2 separate regions of the Homo sapiens genome follow, and region 1 is linked to region 2. A link is an interaction called in ENCODE POLR2A ChIA-PET data of the cell type or tissue named here. Cell type or tissue: PC-9. All regions are shown on one strand. Links, peaks and the distances in the headings refer to the core of each region. The heading gives the core; the rest is flanking DNA. Region 1 holds the start of PRSS57 (serine protease 57). Region 2 holds the start of CIRBP (cold inducible RNA binding protein).

What was found. ChIA-PET counts read pairs that join two places held together with the same protein. Peaks named below come from ENCODE experiments on the same cell type or tissue, not always from the same donor. Only the 100,000 strongest peaks of a DNase experiment are listed, where the experiment ranks them.
Region 1: POLR2A ChIA-PET joins it to region 2 with 10 read pairs; 2 of 35 experiments call an interaction of 5 or more read pairs at or near these places.

Annotation. Positions count from the first base shown.
Region 1 is chr19:687,666-697,868 of GRCh38, reverse strand. It overlaps PRSS57 (serine protease 57), which reads left to right and starts at 2,417. Exons shown (of 5, transcript NM_001308209.2): 1 at 2,417-2,517; 2 at 2,902-3,055; 3 at 5,867-6,011. The coding sequence starts at 2,439. It also overlaps the pseudogene RPS2P52. In PC-9, for the core only: no CTCF peak of the experiment used is centred there; no DNase peak of the experiment used is centred there; H3K27me3 peaks cover 1,837 bases.
Region 2 is chr19:1,261,857-1,271,734 of GRCh38, reverse strand. It overlaps CIRBP (cold inducible RNA binding protein), which reads right to left and starts at 2,403. Exons shown (of 6, transcript NM_001300829.2): 1 at 2,325-2,403; 2 at 699-807; 3 at 489-595; 4 at 268-406; 5 at 103-184. The coding sequence starts at 801. CIRBP-AS1 (CIRBP antisense RNA 1) reads left to right here and starts at 1,475. Exons shown (of 2, transcript NR_027271.1): 1 at 1,475-1,910; 2 at 3,345-4,264. It overlaps LOC105372236 (a long non-coding RNA gene), which reads left to right and starts at 5,194. Exons shown (of 3, transcript XR_936233.3): 1 at 5,194-7,222; 2 at 8,176-8,305; 3 at 9,565-9,878. It also overlaps LOC107985303. RefSeq lists silencers at 1,787-2,096, 2,147-2,306, 2,517-2,726, 4,337-4,386, 4,527-5,416 and enhancers at 8,145-8,194, 8,235-8,324, 9,515-9,824. In PC-9, for the core only: CTCF peaks have their summits at 4,418 and 4,622 (motif pointing right); DNase peaks (open chromatin) are centred at 2,524, 5,224, 6,184, 9,304 and 1 weaker place; H3K4me3 peaks cover 3,947 bases; H3K27ac peaks cover 1,905 bases.

The DNA.
Region 1 (10,203 bases), core at 690-8,689, 570 kb after region 2:
GCTCACACCTGTAATCCCAGCACTTTGAAAGGCTGAGGCAGGCAGATCACGAGGTCAGGAGATTGAGACCATCCTGGCTAACGTGGTGAAACCCCATCTCTACTAAAAATACAAAATATCAGCCGGGCGTGGTGGCGGGCACCTGTAGTCCCAGCTACTTGGGAGGCTGAGGAAGGAGAATGGCATGAACCCAGGAGGCGGAGCTTGCAGTGAGCCGAGATCGCACCACTGCAGTCTGGCCTAGGCGAAAGAGCGAGACTCCATCTCAAGAAAATATAATAATAATAATAATAAACGAAATGGCACCAATTTATTCTCTGGCAGTGCTGGAGGTCAGAAGCCCCTGCAGGCCCTTCTGGGCTAACGTCAGGGCATCGGTAGGGCTGGCTTTTCCCGGAGGCTCCAGGAGAAAATTCGTTTCCTGCCGTTTTTTAGCTTCCAGAGGCCGCCCGCATCTCGCAGAGCCCGAGTTCGTTGTGGGGCCTTTTCATACCTTCCTTTCCACGCATTTCCTGTTGCTTCATTTCACTTCATTCTTTATTGAGAACACTTTACATTTGGTAAAACACAGGTCTGGAGCGTTCAATGATGACTTTTTTTTTTTTTTTTTTTTTGAGATGGTGTCTCGCTCTGTCACCCAGGCTGGAGTGCAATGGTGCAATCTTGGCTCACTGCCACCTCCACCTCCCGGTTCAAGCGATTCTCCTGCCTCAGCCTCCCAAGTAGCTGGGATTACAGGCACCTGCCACCACGCCTGACTAATTTTGGTACTTTAAGTAGAGACGGGGTTTCACTATGTTGGCCAGGCTGGTCTTGAACTCCTGACCTCAGGTGATCCACCTGCCTCGGCCTCCCAAAGTGCTAGGATTATAGGCGTGAGCCACTGCACCCGGCCCCAGCCTGTTCATTATTAAGCGCTGACGAGCACCCCACTGCTAGCCACTGCCGTGAACGCCATCACCCGGCTGTGTGAGCTGCAATTTACGACCTGAACTTTGCCACTAAGAACGCTCCCACTGAAAGGTGAAGACCTGCCGGGCTGGGCGCGGTGGCTCAGGCCTGTCATCCCAGCACTTTGGGAGGCTGAGGCAGGTGGATCACCTGAGGTCGGGAGTTCGAGACCAGCCTGACCAACATGGAGAAACTCCGTCTCTACTAAACACACAAATTTAGCGGGGCGTGGTGGTGGGCACCTGTAATCCCAGTTACTCAGGAGGCTGAGGAAGGAGAATCCCTTGAACTCAGGAGACAGAGGTTGCGGTGAGCCAAGATCGCGCCACTGCACTCTAGCCTGGGCAACAAGAGCAAGATTCCTTCTCAAAAAAAAAAAAAAAAAAAAAAAGGCCGGGCACCGTGGCTCATGCCTGTAATCCCAGCACTTTGGGAGGCCGAGGCGGGCGGATCATGAGGTCAGGAGATCGAGACCATCCTGGCTAATATGGTGAAACCCCGTCTCTACTAAAAATACAGAAACAAAATTAGCCGGCTGTGGTGGCGGGCGCCTGTAGTTCCAGTTACTCGGGAGGCTGAGGAACGAGAATCACTCGAACCCGGGAGGTAGAGGTTGCGGTGAGCCGAGATGGTGCCATTCCACTCTAGCCTGGGCAACAAGAGCAAGACTCCATCTCAAAAAAAAAAAGAAAAGAAAAAAAAGGTGAAGACCCCCATGTACAGCCATGTCCCACTGGACTCCGGATCCCACAGAACGTCAGTGCTACAGGCTGGGGTGCGGTCACTGCCTCATCCTCACCTCCTAGCATGAGGTCTGGTATACACTAGGCACTCAATAACTGCTGAATAAAGGCAGAAATCTGCCAGGTGCAGTGGCTGTCTTCTGTGATCTCAGCACTTTGGAAGGCCGAGGAGGGAGGATCGCTGGAGCCCAGGAGTTCGAGACCAGCCTGGGCAACATAGCAAAACCCCACCTATAAAAATAAAATAAAATAAAGGCAGAAATCATCAGAGCTTCCCAGGAGACCGGCCTTCCTCGCTGTCCCCACAGCCCTGAGGTCGGCCCTGGGTTTGGAGATGGGAAGACTGGGGTTTGCGGGGTGGGGGCCGGAGGCGAGCTGCGGGTCTCGAGTGCCGCTGTGACCTCGGTTCCTCGGAAAGCTCCCCACACATGCTGGGCCACGTGGAGGCTGGGTAAACTGAGGCACAGAAGGGTCAATTGCCTTCCCGAGGTCACTTGCAGCCCCAGAGCTGTCTCCTCCTCTCCCTGTTTCCGGACTAGGGGACAATGATTATTATCAACATGATTATTACCAGCCACCACCTGAGACCATCGATTTCTCAGAAACGCCCGCCTGGGCTCCAGGCGTTGCTGGTGGGGCCTCCCGACCACAGGCCACAGCCAGGCTCCCCCTTTCCGGCCGTTGGCTGAGGGTGGGAGCCACGGCCCGAAGACCTCTGCGGGGAGACGCCAGCCTGCGTCTGCCATGGGGCTCGGGTTGAGGGGCTGGGGACGTCCTCTGCTGACTGTGGCCACCGCCCTGATGCTGCCCGTGAAGCCCCCCGGTGAGGAGCCCCCCGGGATCCCCACCCAGGCCCCCGCCAAGTCCCCGTACGGGGGCCACACCCGGGAACCCCCAGTCCCGGGAGAACCCTGGGGAGAGCTCCACCTGCTCCATCTGCCGAGCCCCCGTGGCTGCCTCTGCTGGAAATGGATGGAAATCCGGCCGGGGTCTCTGCCCAGCCCAGCCCTGGATCTCCCGGGCTCGGGAGCCCCTCCCAGCGCATCTGGGGGGCTTGTCTGGGCTCTGTCTCCAGCTCTCTGGGTCTCTCCGTCTCTAATCTCACCCCCTGTCTCTGTCTTGGCCGCTACTTCTCCCCCTGCCCTGACCCCAGCCCCGTCATCCGTTCCTCCCGCCTCGTCCCTGACTCAGGCCGTCCCTCCAGCAGGCTCCTGGGGGGCCCAGATCATCGGGGGCCACGAGGTGACCCCCCACTCCAGGCCCTACATGGCATCCGTGCGCTTCGGGGGCCAACATCACTGCGGAGGCTTCCTGCTGCGAGCCCGCTGGGTGGTCTCGGCCGCCCACTGCTTCAGCCACAGGTGAGCTCACCTGTCGGGCCCCTTCTTTCTGGACACCGTATCCCGACATGAGGGGGACTCCAGGCTGGTGGGGGAGCTGGGGGCGCCGTGGCTCCTGCAGGAGGGGGAGTCTCAGCAGGGGCTGGATTTAAAGGGCAACAAAGGGAAAACAGGAGGATAAGGCAGGGAGGCAAAAGAAGCACAGAAGAAGCAACAGGCGCAACAAGTACATATTCTGTTACTGTAACTGTCACTATGTTCTTTTTTTTTTTTGAGGCAGTCTCGGTTCCCCAGGCTGGAGTGCAACGGTGCAATCTCGGCTCACTGCAACCTCCACCTCCCGGGCTCAAGCGATTCTCCTGCCTCAGCTTCCCGAGTAGCTGGGATCACAGGCGCCCACCACCACACCTGGCTAATTTTTGCATTTTTAGTAGAGACTGGATTTCACCATGTTGGCCAGGCTGGTCTCGAACTCCTGACTTCAAATGATCCACCCGCCTCTGCCTCCCAAAGTGCTGGGATTGCAGGTGTGAGCCGCCATGCCCTGCCTCGTTTTAAACATATTGTTATAATAACTATTAAAATGTATATTGGGGCCAGGGTGGGTGGGTCCCCTCCTGCAGGAGCCCCCACCAGGCACGGGATAGGTTGGTCCTGGGCTGCAGTGTCCCCAGCTCCCCCGCCAGCCTGCAGTCCCCCTCACGTTGGGACACGGTGGATTGTTTGAGGTCAGGAGTATGAGACCAGCCTGGCCAACATGGTGAAACTCTGTCTCTACTAAAAATACGAAAATTAGGCTGGGTGCGGTGGCTCATGCCTGTAATCCCAGCACTTTGGGAGGCCGAGGCAGGAGGATCACGAGGTCAGGAGATCGAGACCATCCTGGCTAATACAGTGAAACCCCATCTCTACTAAAAATACAAAAAAATTAGCCGGATGTGGTGGCAGGCGCCTGTAGTCCCAGCTACCCAGGAGGCTGAGGCAGGAGAATGGCGTGAACCCGGGAGGCGGCGCTTTCAGTGAGCCGAGATCGCGCCACTGCACTCCAGCCTGGGGGACAGAGCGAGACTCTGTCTCAAAAAAAAAATACGAAAATTAGTTGGGCATGGTAGCAAGTGGCTGTACGTATCCCCAGCTACTCGGGAGGCTGAGGTAGGAGAATCACTTGAACCCAGGAGGTGGAGGTGGCAGTGAGCCGAGATGGCACCACTGCACTCCAGCCTAGGGGAAAGAGTGAGATTCTGTCGGAAAAAAAAAAGTTAATTGTGGTTTTTGCCATTTAATTTTTTTCGTGCAATTACTTTTGCACCAACCTAATATTATCACGGGGCCGGCGTGAGCATTAAATGGATTACTGGGCCTCCATTTCATAGATGAGTGGACTGAGGCCCAGACGGGCAGCCGTCACCCCCATCTCACCCACCCCCTCCTCCCCGCAGAGTCCTCCGCACCGGAGCTGTGCTTCTGTGGTCCCAGCTACTTGAAAGGCTGCTGTGGGAGGATCGCTTGAGCCTGGGAGGTCGAGGCTGCAGTGAGCTGTGATCACACCACTGCGGCCTGGGTGACAGAGTGAGACCTTGTCTCAAAAAAAAAAAAAAAAAAAAGGCCGGGTGCGGTGGCTCACGCCTGTAATCCCGGCACTTTGGGAGGCCGAGGCAGGCGGATCACGAGGTCAGGAGATCGAGACTGTCCTGGCTAACACGGTGAAACCCTGTCTCTACTAAAAAAAAATACAAAAAATTAGCCGGATATGGTGGCGGGCGCCTGTAGTCCCAGCTATTCAGGAGGCTGAGGCAGGAGAATGGCGTGAACCCGGGAGGTGGAGCTTGCAGAGAGCCAAGATTGCACCACTGCAATCTTGCCTGGGTGACAGAGCGAGACTCCGTCTCAAAAAAAAAAATTAAAGAAATAAAAAAAGGAGAATATTGAAATTACTGTAGTTAATATTATAATTGAAATAGAACTTATAATAAATATAATAAGTATTATCTTCATTCTAAATATGTTTTTATAATAATGATTCAAATTAATACCACAACTATTGCAGTTAATTCTATATTGGAGGTAGGAAAAATAATAAACATAATTATTAATTTATTATCATAATATTAAGTTGGGGGCTGGGCACCGTGGCTCACGCCTGTAATCCCAGCACTTTGGGAGGCCGAGGCAGGTGGATCACTTCAGGTCAGGAGTTCGAGACCAGCCTGGCCAACATGGTGAAACCCTGTCTCTACTGAAAATACAAAAATTAGCTGGGAGTGGTGGCGCACGCCTGTAGTCTTAGCTGCTTGGAGGGCTGAGGCAGGAGAATCACTGGAACCCAGGAGGCAGAGGTTGCAGTAAGCCTCGATTGCACTCTAGCCTAGGGGACAGAGTGAGACTCTGTCTCAAAAAAAAAAAAAAAGAAAAAAGGAAAAGAATATTAAGTTGATGCAAAAGTAATTGTTTTTTTTTTGTTTTTTTGAGACGGAGTCTTGTTCTGTCGCTCAGGCTGGAGTGCAATGGTGCAATCTCAGCTCACTGCAACCTCCGCCTCCCAGGCTCAAGCAATTCTCCTGCCTCAGCCTCCCGAGTAGCTGGGATGACAGGCATGTGCCACCACACCTGGCTAATTTTGTATTTTTAGTAGAGACGGGGTTTCTCCATGTTGATCAGGCTGGTCTTGAACTCCCGACCTCAGGTGATCCACCCTCCTCACCCTCCCAAAGTGCTGGGATTACAGGCGTGAGCCACCGTGCCCGGCCTGGGCCTCCGTTTCATAGATGAGTGGACCGAGGCCCAGGACGGGCAGCCCTCACCCCCGTCTCACCCACCACCTCCTCCCTGCAGAGACCTCCGCACTGGCCTGGTGGTGCTGGGCGCCCACGTCCTGAGTACTGCGGAGCCCACCCAGCAGGTGTTTGGCATCGATGCTCTCACCACACACCCCGACTACCACCCCATGACCCACGCCAACGACATCTGCCTGCTGCGGGTGAGCCCCGGGGGTGGATCTGACGTATGTTTAGTTTTTGAGACAGTCTCTCGCTCTGTCGCTCGGGCTGGAGGGCAATGGCGCAATCTCGGCTCACTGCAACCTCAGCCTCCCGGGTTCAAGTGATTCTCCTGCCTCAGCCTCTCAAGTACATGGGATTACAGGTGCGCGCCACCAAGCCCATCTAATTTTTGTATTTTAGTAGAGACGGGGTTTCACCATGTTGGCCAGGCTGGTCTCAAGCTCCTGACTTCAAATGATCCACCTGCCTCGGCCTCCCAAAGGGCTGGGATTACAAGCGTGAGCCACCGAGCCCGGCCTACTTTTCTTTTCTTTTCTTTTTTTTTTTTTTTGAGTCAGAGTCTCGAACTGTCACGGGGGCTGGAGTGCAATGGCGCCATCTCGGCTCACTGTAACCTCCGCCTCCCAGGCTCAAGTGATTCTCCTGCCTCAGCCACCCAAGTAGCTGGGATTACAGGCACTCGCCACCAGACCTGGCTAGTTTTTTGTGTTTTTAGTAGAGATGGGGTTTCACTATGTTGGCCAGGCTGGTCTCGAACTCCTGACCCAGTGATCCACCCACCTCAGCCTCCCAAAGTGTTGGGATTACAGGCGTGAGCCATCGTGCCTGGCCATTTTTTTTTTCCAGGCTTAATTCACTTTATTTTTCGTGTATAAAACCCTATGTTGTAACCACAGCTGGAGCCGGGCGTCTGCACGGAGACTCTGGTGTGAGTCTTCACAAGATGGCCAGTGAATACCTGAAAGAGAGACTTGGGGAATACAGAGGTCAGGGGTCAGGCAGCTGTAGGTCTTAGAGAGGATATCAGAGGCGGCCTTGGCAAAGTGGCCCAGGGTGGCAGTGCAGCCCCTGGCTAAGGTGTAGCAGTCACCGATACCAGCCATCATGAGCAGCTTCTTGAGCACAGGCGCCCAGACGATGCCAGCGCCCCGGACACGGGGATCAGGCACACCAGCGCAGAGCCGCAGCGGCCTGTCACCTTGCCAGGGACGGTGTAGGGCTTGCCGATCTTGTTCCCCCAGTAGCCTCTGTGCATGGGGACAACGGAGAGCTTGGCCAGGATGACGGCCCCGATGATGGCAGTGGCTACCTCCTTGGAGCACTCAACACCCAGACCGACGTGGCCATTGTAGTCCCCGGTGGGAACAGACGCCTCGAACCTGGTGCGCTGGCCGGTGCGGATCTGCTTCTGCACCGGCATAATCTCCAAAACCTCGTCCTGGAGAGAGGCCCTCAGGAAAAGGTCAATGATCTCAGATTCCTTGATGGGCAGGGAGAAGAGACAGATCTCCTCCAGGGACATGATCTTTATGTCCTTGACCAGGCGGCCCAGCTTGGTGACAGGCGTCTACTCCTTATCCTCTGTCTTGCCTCTGTGAGCTCCGCGGCCCCAGCCCGGAAGCCAGTGCCGAAGCCTCGGGGGAAGCCAGCGCCGTTCCCCATCCCAGGGCCGCCCCACTGCACCGACGTCATCCGCCGTTTAGTGTTTTCCAGGAGAAGCAGCCCTGGGCTATTTTTTTTTTTTTCAGACAGTATCTCCCTGTGTCCCCAGGCTGGAGTGCAGTAGCACGATCTCGGCTCACTGCAGCCTCTGCCTCCCAGGTTCAAGCGATTCTCCTGCCTCAGCCCCCCGAGTAGCTGGGATTACAGGCGCCCGCCACCACGCCCGGCTAATTTTTGTATTTTTAGTAGAGATGGGGTTTCACCATGTTTGCCAGGATGGTCTCGATCTCTTGACCTCGTGATCCGCCCACCTCTGCCTCCCAATCCTGGCCTATTTTTTGAGACGGAGTCTCACTTTGGCACCTGGGCTGGAGTAAAGTGGCACAGTCAGGGCTCACTGCAACCTCCATCTCCCGGGTTCAAGCGATTCTCCTGCCTCGGCCTCCCGAGTAGCTGGGATCACAGGCACCCACCACCACACCTGGCTAATTTTTGTATTTTTAGTAGAGATGGGATTTCACCATGTTGGCCAGGCTGGTCTTAACTCCGGTCCTCAAGTGATCCGCCCACCTTGGTCTCCCAAAGTGTCGGGATCACGGGCGTGTACCACTGCGCCAGGCGAATTTTTATATTTTTAGTAGAGACGGGGTTTCACCATGTTGCCCAGGCTGGTCTTGACCTCCTGGACTCAGGCAATCCTCCTGCCTCAGCCCCGCAAAGTGCTGGGATTACAAACCTGAGCTGCTGCGCCTGGCCTGACTTAGGTTTTAAAGACAGTTGGACGTCAGGTCCCATTCCTCCTGTGCCCTGGACCCCCCAGTGGCTCCCACCTCCTGCAGGACAAATCCTCCTGGTGCCCACAGGCCCTGCTAATCCATGCCTGTCACCTTTCTGACTCGAGGCCAGCAGACCTCCCGGATGGGCCATCCCATCCCCAGCACAGTCTCCGCTCCGAGCTCTGCACCAGCTGTACCCAGTGCACCAGTTCCCCAGACACCGCGAGCCTTTCCCCTCACGCCTGTCAAGTCTTTGCTCAAATGTTACCTTCCCAGGAGGCCGCCCTGGACCACATACCCCCTCCCTGCAACCCTGTTCCAGCCCCGTCATCACCTGCTAACCCCTGGACCACCCTTCCGGCCCCGTCATCTCCTGCTAACCCCTGGACCACCCCGTCGTCACCTGCTAACCTGTGGACCACCCTTCCAGCCCCGTCGTCACCTGCTAACCCCTGGACCACCCTTCTAGCACCGTCGTCACCTGCTAACCCCTGGACCACCCTTCCGGCCCCGTCGTCACCTGCTTGTCACCTGCTAACCCCTGGACCACCCGCTTCCTCATTCCCGCTTCCTCTGAACCTAACGGGCAGGGATTTTTTATCACCTTTATGGCCATTTATGGCACACAGCAGGCGCTCAAAGTTTATGCTGAAATGGAATGAATGTGCCTCTCGGGCCCCTGCCCTGTGTGGAGGAGACGCTTAAAGTCCCTGTGTGGGGCCGGGCGTGGTGGCTCACACCTGTAACCCCAGCACTTTGGGAGGCCGAGGCGGGTAGATCATTTGAGGTCAGGAGTTTGAAACCAGACTGGCCAACGTGGTGAAACCCCATCTCTACTAAAAATAAAAAAATTAGCTGAGCCTGGTGGTGGGTGCCAGTCATCCCAGCTACTCGGGAGGCTGAGGCAGGAGAATCACTTGAACCTGGGAGGCAGAGGTTGCCGTGAGCCGAGATCGTGCCACTGCACTCCAGCCTGGGTGACAGAGTGAGACTCCATCTGAAAAAAAAAAAAAAGTCCCTGGGTGGAGTCCTCCGGGTGGGAAGCTGCTCCTCCCACACGTGGTGCATCCATGCAGACCCGCCTGGCCCCCTCCTGCTCGAGGGACGACCCCTTCCCTGACGCTTCTACCCAGCATCCCAAAATTAAATTCCAGAGGCTGAGGCAGGAGAATCGCTTGAACCCGGGAGGCGGAGGTTGCCGTGAGCCGAGATTGCGCCACTGCATTCCAGCCTGGACAACAGAGCAAGACTCTGAAAAAAACAAAAAAAAAAGGAGGAGGAGCAAGTGCCAGTAGCCAAAGCTTTTGGGTGAATTTTTCTCATCTGTGAAACCCTGAAGCCTGGAACCAGCGCTGGTTCACCCAGAGGCCATCGCACAGATGGGGAAACTGAGGCTGAGCGAGACATCAAGAATGTCAGGAATGAACCCAAGACGCACAAATCAGAGAACCAGAGACAGGGATTGGAGCCGTCCTTCCCAGGCCCATTAACTGAGCATCAGCTGTGTGCCAATTGCCAGGGCCAGGGCCAGAGGCCCGGTGCTGGGCCACACAGAGCCCGGGGTGTCACTCAGTCTTCACTGGGTAAACCGGCCTCAACAGGCTGCAGGGAGCCCAGAGAAGACTCACGTGCCAGCCTGGGAGTCTGGGAAGACTTCCTGGAAGAGGTGGCATCCATGCTGAGATGGCTGAATAGGAAAAGTGTTTCAGGCTGGGGGTCTGGTGTGAGGGGAGGTGTGTGGCAGGCCCAGGGAGTAGCTGTAAATTCATCCTGCCTGGCCAAAGGGGAGGCTGAGGCTGGAGAGCCCTCAGAGGCCCTGGCTGGTGAGCAAAGAGGTTTTGTCTTGAGGGCAATCGGGAGCCGTGGGAGGGCTTAGAGTAAGGAAGGAGATGGAGTTTGAAAGACTCTTTGAGGCTGGGCGCGGCGGCTCACTCTGTAATCCCAGCACTTT
Region 2 (9,878 bases), core at 1,869-9,868:
TGCCCAGCCAGTCTCATCTCAGCTCCCCCAGGGACCTGGGACCCGGGACGGAAGCTGGCCATCCCGCAACCACCCCTGTGCTTGGGCCGGCCTCCCCCTCACCTGCTATAGTAGTCTCTGGAGCCTCCGTAGCCCCCACTCCTGGACTCGAACCGGTTCCCCCCATAGCCTCGGTCCCCTCCTCCTGCACATACAGGAAAAAGTGAGTACCAGCTCCCACCAGCAGTACCTCACAGCATCCCCAAGGGACCCACTCATGGCACTCACCTCTAGAGAACCCACGGCCCCGTCCTCGGCCCCCACGGAAGAAGCCCCGGCCCCCGGCAGAGCCACCACGGTACCCACGGGATCGGTTGTCTGACGACTTGCCTGCCTGGTCTACTCGGATCTGCCGTCCATCTACAGACTGGAGACAGAGGGCGGGACGGGTTAGCAGGTGGGTGCCCCATCCTCGAGACGGGACTCCTGCTCAGCACCCTGATCCTCACCTTCCCATTCATGGCCATCATGGCATCCTTAGCGTCGTCAATGTTCTCAAAGGTGACAAACCCAAATCCCCGAGATCTCTGGGTCTCCCTGTCTTTCACAACCACCACTGTGCAGGGGAGAGAGGTCTGCAGTCAGCACCCAGCTGTACTTCCAGGTAGGAGGAGCACAAGCCCCCCCGCCCAGGGCCGCGGGCCCAGCAGCAGCCTCACCTTCAGAGATCTGTCCGTACTTTGAGAAGACCTGCTCCAGCGACTGCTCATTGGTGTCAAAACTCAGCCCTCCAACAAAAAGTTTGCCTTCATCTGATGCCATGGCGGCCTGTGGCAGACACCAATGAAATCCTCAACAGGGGTCATCTCTCACCACCTCTCCCCGCTTCCTATTTTATGTAAATGACATGTGTTTTTTAGGGGAAATATTAGAAAATCAGATTTTTATTTTTCATTATCTCAAACTCATACCTAGGACTTATTTTTTTGGGGTCGGGGGCAGTGTGTCTAACTGTCACCCAGACTGGAGTGCAGGGGTCACTGCAGCCTCCACCTCCTGGGCTCAAGCAATCCTCCTACCTCAGCCTCCCAAGAAACTGGGACTGTAGGTGTACACCACCACGCCTGGATAATTTTTTTAAATTTGTTTTAGTAGAGATGGGGTCTTGCTCTGTTGCCCAGGCTGGTCTGAAACTCCTGGGCTCAAGCAATCCTCCCACCTTGGCCACCCAAAGTTTTGGGATTACAGGTGTGAGCCACCGCACCCAGCCACCTAGGACTTCTTAATTCAAATAATTTACTCCATCCACCCCCAAGACTGAAGGCAGGCCGCACCCATTTCCACAATGGGTGTCTCCCTTCCCCCACAGCCTTCCAGTTGTGCCCTGGGCAGGACTGCACTCTCAGGTTCTCCTATTTCCGAACGGGTGCCAACTCCTACCCTAACCAACTGACATCTACTTGTTGCTGGACCAGAACGTGCTTCTGCTCACTGTAAAATGCCTCCTGAGACTGGGGGGGGGGCTGGCTGTCAGGGAGGCCGCCCCGTCCTGGGGGGCACCTCAGGGCAGGTACTGACTTCCATAGCCAGGACCTAGGCCGGGAATCGGGAAGGGATGGCCCCGGAAGTGATAAGGCAGGATTTCCAGGCAGGGGAAGTGGCATTTAGGAGAACTGGCTATTTAAGGGGGCGGTCAGTGCTGACACAGACAAAGCATTCACTGGCTGGGAATGGCCGCCACCCAGTGGCTCTGAGAACTAGACTTGGAAGTCTGGCACTGGGAGCTGTGCCAACTTGGACCAAACTTTGGGCGCAAAGCACGACGTGGCAGACGAGGAACCACACTAGAACGGGCCACGCCTACCCAAGATTTACGAGGCCGTCCTTTCCCTCATGCAATCGCAATGGGAAAAGGAGGAAACTAAGGCTCGGTAAGCAAAAGCGTTGGTGTGTGGATACCTCCAGCCCCAAGGCCGGGAAAGCGGCCCTGGAGACCGGGGGCGCCACGTGGCCCCGCCCCCGCCGCGTGCGCATGCGCCCCGCGCGCACCCTGCGCCACTCCATCCGGGAACTCGGCGCTCCCGCCATTTCGCTGGGCACAGCCTCGAGCTCGCGGCCGCCATTTTGCGGCGGCAACCGGGTCGCCGGCGGCCCGGACCGGCGGGGAGAGGCCCTCTGGCCGCTACTCGGCCCAATCTCCCGCTGTCCCTCGCCGCCGGCGGGGCGGACTCCACCCCGGGCCCGCCCCCTCCCAGGGGCGTGCCGCTGCGGCCCCGCCTCGCCTGGCCGCCGCAGGCCGCCCGCCGCCCCGAGCTCCTCGGAGCCGGTGCAGCCAGGGCCCTCACCACTGAGTCGGGCAGGTCCCTGACGCAAGCGGGAAGACAGCGCACCACAACGACCCGAGCCTCCTAACGCGCGAGTGAGGGGGGGGCGTCCCCGAGCCCGGCCTTATATACGCTTCCGCCGGGCCCCGCCCCCTACACATCCTGGGCCAATCAGAGGGCGCGCCTGCGTCTTATATTCATGAGCTGGGGGCCGAGTCTATCTCGGTTCCGCCCCCTCCCGCGGACTGGTGTCGGGCTCGACTATTGGCCGAGACGTTTGCAGTCCGCAGTCCTCCACCCGCGCTCGAGGGGGCGTGACCAGCGCGCGGCGGGGCGGGGCGGGGCTGACCCAGTTACGCGTGCCTGCTCCCTGGCCTGCGGCGGGGAACAAATGGGCCTCTAGCCCCGATTCCCAGGCCTCAGGCCTCATGGGGACTTCTGGGTGTCACTGGGACCCCGACTTTGCCTGTGCTCCAGCAGTCCCGACATAACAACCTAGCCCAGATCCCCTACCCAACCAAGACCCGGCTGTCAGACATCCCAACTTCATCTGAACCCCGACACCTGTCGTGATATTCTTGCCAATACAACCGACGTCCCAGTTTTCCCAGCACCCCAGCACTCCATTCCTGCCATCAACCCCATGCCCACCAAAACCCCAACAGAGACAACCCCATTCATGCGAACCCCAATATTCGCAATCCCAATTCTTCCTACATCGCCACACTTTGGTGCACCCCAACTTTACGCAACCCAGTTTGCCTACAAACTCCAACCCGCACCCAAGCCTAACTCCCACTGGAACCGCGATTATCACGGCTGGGTGCGTGGCCCACACCCCCACACTCGCCTGGCCGGATAGTGTTGTGCGTCCCTGCTGTCGGGTGCAGGCGGACACCCCGAGTCCCCACTGCACCCCAGCACTCCGCCCGGCCCTCGGCCTCCCCTCCCACCGTGCTGCACAGCAACGGCGCACTCGCTCCCCACGCGGGGCCAGGCCCACTCTGCTCCTCCACCCAGGCCTTTTCTCTCCTTCCACAGGCCTCCCCTACTGAGCCTGGTTGGCGGAGGGGAGTCTTAAAGCCGCCGCCATCTGGAGAACCAGCTTTACAAGGACCCTCACTCACTACTCTTCGGCGGCCCCAAAGCCTCTGGGGGGCCCTCTATGGCCACCACTTGCTCCTCGCCCAGGAGTCATCTCATGCCGCCGCCTCCCCCAGCCCTGGTGGAAGAAGCCAGCGCGGACCCCTGCCTCTCTGCCCCAGAAAGTCTTCGGAGGGATGACCCTCTGCTGACAAGCTGGGGGAAGTTGGCGTACAGAGACCCCCGCTTTGCTGCTCATCCCAGGGAAATCCCGGCCCCACTCCTGACCTCAGACTCACTTCCACCCTCAAGTGGATCGAGGTGGGGGTAGCCAGGGGCGCTGTCTCCAGTGACAAGGTCTCTGGGACCCCTCATGGGCTCAAGACCCCCTCCCCCAGGCAGCAGCTGTGTGATTCATCACCACCCCCTCTGCACCTCGGGCCCCCCCACTACAGCCGCCCCACTCCCCGTCAGCGGCAGCCGGCTGCTGCGTCAGCCACTCACGCAGGGTGGTTATTAAAGGAGAGAGACATCAGCACCGAGCTCCCCTGCGCCCGCCGTCCATGCGGGAGGGGCCACCCACCCACTGGAGCCCCAGACGCGGGCGCCACATGCCCAGCCTGGGAGCAATTCAGGCCCATTCTTTCTGATCTGCGCCCCCAGCCCCCAGCCCCAGCAGTCAGCGCGGTGGACGTTCTCTGACCCAGAGCAGCCCTTGTAGGGGGGGAGTTGGAGGGGGTGCCTGGTAGTCACAGCGGCCCCTGCATAATTGCGTAATTCTTGCCGCTCCCCCCAGCCCATCGTTCCCTGGTTCTGTGAGCCTCTGCCTTTTCCTGGTTTTGCGAAGCGCCGTGTTCATTCATTCATTCATTCATTCAGCCAGTGCCTAGTTATTAAGCGCTTACTACGAGCGGGTTCCTGGGTGCGGGCTCCGTGAGTGTCCGCAGCCATCCTGGGTTCCCAGGGTGGCGTTGACACGCACCTGCGCACACCTGCCGCTTTGCATCTGTGCCGAGCACTGTGCACCGGCTTCCAGGTGTGGACCTGTGTCGGTACCTGTGCCTCTGGGGTCAGCTGCGTCTGCGAGCACCCGTGACTCCCAGGTATCTCACCGCGATCCTGTGTCCCCACCGGGGGTCTCAGGCGGCTGGGACCCCTTCATCCACCCCTGCTGGCCACTGACCATGCGGGACCCGACCGGGACGCGCTGCCCGTTGCGGACACCAGGGGGCGCTGCGGCCTCGCTCCGTCCGCGGCGTTTGGCTCGAGCGGCCGGGCTCCCGGTGCCGCCGCTCCACGCAGACGCCTCGCGTGGGAGAGGGGGCCCCGCCGCCCAGCCCTGCGCGGCCACAGCGCACAGTCCTCGAGGGGTCCAATCTCGCGGGGCGAGGACGCAGCCTGCGTGTCGACCCCCAGCCTCCCGCCGCCCCCGCGCCTCGGCCCCAACGGAGGAGCTCAAAATAGCCGCGCCGGGCGGGGGCGAGACTGCTATTCCGGGCCCGACGCGCGGGGCTCGCCCCTGCCCGGCGAGGCGCGGGGATCAGTCAGAGTCCCCGAACCTGCTCCCCGCGCGTCTGTCTTGGGCCCCGTGGGCCCATTCACAAATCCGCCCCCTTTCCAGCCTGCCGTCTCGGAAGGGGCGCGCACCTCCTGCACCCTGATACTCCTCCCGGGCCTCCTCCCCTGCGGGGCGTCGCCATGGAGACGAGGGCGGAGCTCCCTCGCTCCCGCACCGCCCACTCCGCCCTCCCCACGGGGCCCCGCCCGCCGGACGCCAGGTCCTCCCCCGACCCCGACTAATGACCGGGCGGGAGGCGGTAGAGAGCGTCTAGGCCTGCGACGGGCGTGGCCGAGGATGAAAGGCGCGTGGGGGGGACCCCGGGGCCGCATAATTACCGCCTCCTCCTAGCCAGGCGGGGGCCGGGACCGTGCACCTGGCGGCCGCCCCGCGGGGGCGCAGAAATAGGACCGTCCTGGCAGAGGCTGCAGCCGACCCAGCTGGCCCCACTACGCGGGGCCCAGAGCCAGGGTGGGGGATGCAGAGACCGGGCGTGCGGGTTGCCAGGTGTGGCGCACATGTGTGCCCGTGGGCAGAGTACAGAGACACAAGCTTGTGTGGACACGAATGTGTAGCTATGTGCGAGTGCACACGGCGTGGTGAGTGCAGGGACCCCAGGCCGGCCTGCGTCGGTGCGCAGGGCATATAGGGGCGTGCACGCAGTCTTGGAGGTGTGTGCACAGAGCCCCCGGCACCCGCGTGTGTGCAAAGACACAGGAACCCGTCTGCGTGGCGCTGTGTGTGCAACCCAAGGAGGTGGGCGCTTGGACTCCAAAGTGTGCGCTTATCCGGATGTGGATGTGGGGGCAGCCGGGGACAGGGCTGGGTGTGCGTGACTCGGGTGTGCCGGGACCCACAGAGCATATGTGTCCATGCCTGGTGCTGTGACTCATGTCCCTGGGGTGGGCACGCGTGCTGTGTCAGCGGGAGCCGCGCCTCCCAGGGCAGCCCAGAGTTCCAGAAGCCCAGAAGAGGAAGGGTTAAACCTGCCTCTTCCCCCAGCTCCCAGCTGAGTCCAGGGCTGGGATCTCAGGTCCCCTGGGAGGCCCCGCGCGCCCCCCCCCGCCACCCCGCCCCACCCCCGGGCCTGAGATTCAGGGGCTGCTACACAGGAAAGCCGGACTGAGCTGCTCCCCAGCCTCAGTTTCCCTCCTGTTCCTCGGATGCGTTCGCAGGGTGGGTCGGCTTCCCTTCCCTGTGACTCACCCCCTCCCCACAGGCCTGAGTCACAGCTCAGGAATGTGGAGGCTGGGAGGCCCTGTCTACTCCTGCCCCGGCCAGGCCATCCCAGCAGCCCAAAGGCCAGGCCTGGGCCACAGAGGGACATCCCCGGCACACACACCCCGCCACAGGCCACACACAGGTGCACACCCACACCCCTGCTTCGTACCCACTGGACACAAAGTCATACACCATGCACTCGGCATCCGGAGACCCTGCCTGCCACAGGCACACGCAGTAGACAGGCTGGGGACAGGACGGACCCCGACCTGCCCTGGGGTCACACACCTGTTTGCTCTTTCAGTACACAGGATACTGCAGAGACATAGGTGACCCCTTCTGCTGGGGCGCAGACCAGCCAAGCACATGTGGCGGACGTGTAGTGACGTGCACCCATGCGTGTCTGTGACGTGCAGATCAGGTGTCTGTGAAAGGCCCAAGACCCTGCATGGCCCACGGACACCCTAAAGCTGACCGAGGCTTAGGCTCGCCTGCGTGGACGCTGGGGATGCAGCCACCTAGTTTCTGAAACTGGGAAAAGGTCTGGGGGCTCCGGAGCCCCCACCTCCATGCAGCCTCAGATGTTGCTTAGCAACAGATGCGCGCTCTGGGGTAGGCGGATGGATCTCCACCTGGGCCCAGTTCCCTCTCATGGGACTACACGTCCTGTGCCTAACAGAGAGGTCAAAGAGTGGGGATTTCCTGCAAAGCCAACCAGGCTCAGGGTGGCCCTGCCTAGGGTGGGAGGTATCTCCATGGCAACAGTGGAGTGGGACAAGTGGAGAGTATTTCCCCACTCTCCCAGGCAGCTGCAGGGGCTCAGGACCTACGGAGTGCAAGTGAAGACACCTATGTTGCATCTTGCTGGAGAGGCACCTGGCACCTGCCCGCCCCAGCGTGCCTGGAGGGTTCCCACATCCAGACGGACAGACGGGCCAGGGGACACCCGTCCAGGCAGCCATGGCTGCTCAGCCACAGTCCCTGGAGGGTCAGGGGCCCAGCTGTGAGGCAGGCGGTGCCCAAGACGCTCTCTGGACCGCACTGCTTCATCTGAGAGGTGGGCATGCCAGCAGCACCTCCTGGGGTTAGAGGCGCACAGGGAAGACCTGGTAGGAAGTCGGTCAAGGGCAGTTAGCAGCAAAAGACAGCTCCACGCAGCGCCAGGCTTTCCTTGTTGTTTGCTTCCTTGATGTGGCAGTCCACATGGAATCATCCCGTATGCAGGCCGGGAGCGCTGGCTCATGCCTGGAATCCCAGCACTTTCGTTTGAGTCCAGGAGTTTGATACCAGCCGGGGCAACATAGCTAGACCCTGTCTCTACAAAAAAAAAAAAAAAGCAAAATTAGCTGGGCATGGTGGTGCTCACCTGTAGTCCCAGCTACTCAGGAGGCTGAGGCAGGAGGATCGCTTGAGCCCAGGAGTTCCAGCGAGGCTGCAGTGAGCTGTGATGGAGCCACTGCGTTCCAGCCTGGAAAGAGAGTGAGACCCCGTCTCGAAAATACTAATAACTGGGGCCAGGTGTGGTGGCTCACACCTGTAATCCCAGCAATTTGGGAGGCCAATGCGGGTGGATCATTTGAGGGCAGGAGTTTGAGACCAGCCTGACCAACATGGTGAAATCCCTTCTCTACTAAAAATAAATAAAATTGGGCTGGATGCTGTAGCTCACGCCTGTAATCCCAGCACTTTAGGAGGCCGAGACAGGCAGATCACTTGAGATCAGGAGTTCGAGACCTGCCTGGCCAACATGGGGAAAGCCCGTCTCTACTAAAAAAATACAAAAATTAGCCGGGCGTGGTGGCGGGCGCCTGTAATCCCAGCTACTCCAGAGGCTGAGGCAGGAGAATCACTTGAACCCGGGAGGCAGAGGTTGCGGTGAGCCGAGATCGCGCCAATGCACTCCAGCCAGGGCGACAGAGCGAGACTCCGTCTCAAAACAAAAACAAACAAAAATAATAATTGTCCCGTATGCTAACTCTCCTGTTTCATTTGTATTTCCAACATGCACAGAAAGACTTTTGGAAGGCATAGGTTGGGGCTCGCCTGGGAACCCCTCTCCATCCCCCACCCAGACTCCAGCAGGCTGGAGTCAAGCTTGGCTGGGCAGCGGAGGATCACTGGTGCACAGAGGGGTGAGTGGGTGAGTGTCTGTGGCTGGAGGCCCTGGGGGTGTTCCTGCCCCCGCCCAGGCGTGTGTTGGTTGTGGGGGAAGGCTGCTGCCCTCTCTGTATCTGGTCAGGGCCCTCTTTGTATCTGGTGACAGCTGCGGTGTGTGGTGGGACTCTGCAGGCTGGAGTTTTGTTTGGGGAGGCCTTGGCCCAGGCTGAGCAAGGAGGTTCTGTTTGTTTTAGGGTCACACAGTGGATTGAGGTTGGGGACAGGTATATGGGGTGTGTCTGGGGGGGGGGGTTGTGTATCTGGGAGCCTGGCACACCAGCCGCACCCATAAATGCGTGGCCTGTGGAGGGCTGTCCCGGGCGTGCTGGTCGGGGGTGTGGGATGGCTGTGCAGGCCCCTCGTGGGATGGCACCCATTGGTTTTGCTTGCTCTCCCCCAGGGCTGAGTGTGGGTAGCGTCCTGGGTATGGGGCATGTGCCCTCCGTGGAAACCAGCTGTCTCCCTTGCCCCGCTCCACCCACATTCCAGAGGGGTTGGGGGTGCCCTCCCAGGCTCCCGCCCGCTCCTCGACCTCCGACCTCGGCCCAAGCCCACTCTCTCTGCTCTGGCAACCGAGGAGGCAGCTGGCTCCAGGGAGGGACTGCAAGGCGGGGGAGGAAGCTGGAATGTGCCCCGGGGTGAAGGGGGCCCCCAGAGAGGGGGCGGAAGCAGGGGAGGGACGGAGGGGCGGAGATGGTGGTACTGGGTTGGGGAGAGCGCCAGAGATCGGGACAGAAATAGAGAAAGGCAAAAGAAAGAGAAATGGAGGGAGTGAGAACCAGAAAGAGGGTGGAGGCAGGGCCCAGGTGACAGCCTCCCCTCCCCCACCCGCTGGGCTGGGCTGGGCTGCTCACCTGTCCCAAGTGACCCCAGAGGCAGCCAGTTCTCTGCCCTTCCAGGGCTGGGCGGCCCGTGGGTGGGGCTGCACCAGGCTCCTGGGTTGGGCCCCAACGCCCTTGGCCACGGGGTGGTGGCGTCCCCAGCCTCCAGCCCGGTAACTCCCATTCCCATGGTGCTGGGAGAGGAGGGCGGGTGGGGCAAGGCCCTGTGGGGGCGGCTGTGCCCGGGCACTGGCTCAATCCCTCCAACCCAGTGGCTCTAAGCCAAGGGCCTGGCTTCCACTGCTGTCCACCCTAGCCACCTCCCAAGGCAGCTCCAAGGGCGCATTCGGCCACCCCCAGAGGACTCCGGCCTCAAGCCAAAAGCCATGACCTCCACTGACCTTCTCCTGCCCGCCCACAGCTCCGCGTCTCCCCAAGCACCGCTCACCTGTGAGATCACCGCCTGGCAGGGACGCCAGCACGGGCTCCCAGCCACAGGGCAGCTCCCACCCTGCGAACTCCAGCTCTTCCCAGGCCGCTCCAGAGGCCAGGCTGCACAAACACCTTGGCTAGTCTCCCCACCTGGCACAGGCCCTGTTCACTCCAACCACTGCCTTCTCTGAGCACACACCAAGTTGGAGCCCACAGCCAAGCAGCGGGCGGCCACGGGGGATTCCTGCCTCCTGAGTCCTCAACTCTCTTGGCCCGGAGCTCACACCGGCATTTCAGATTTTC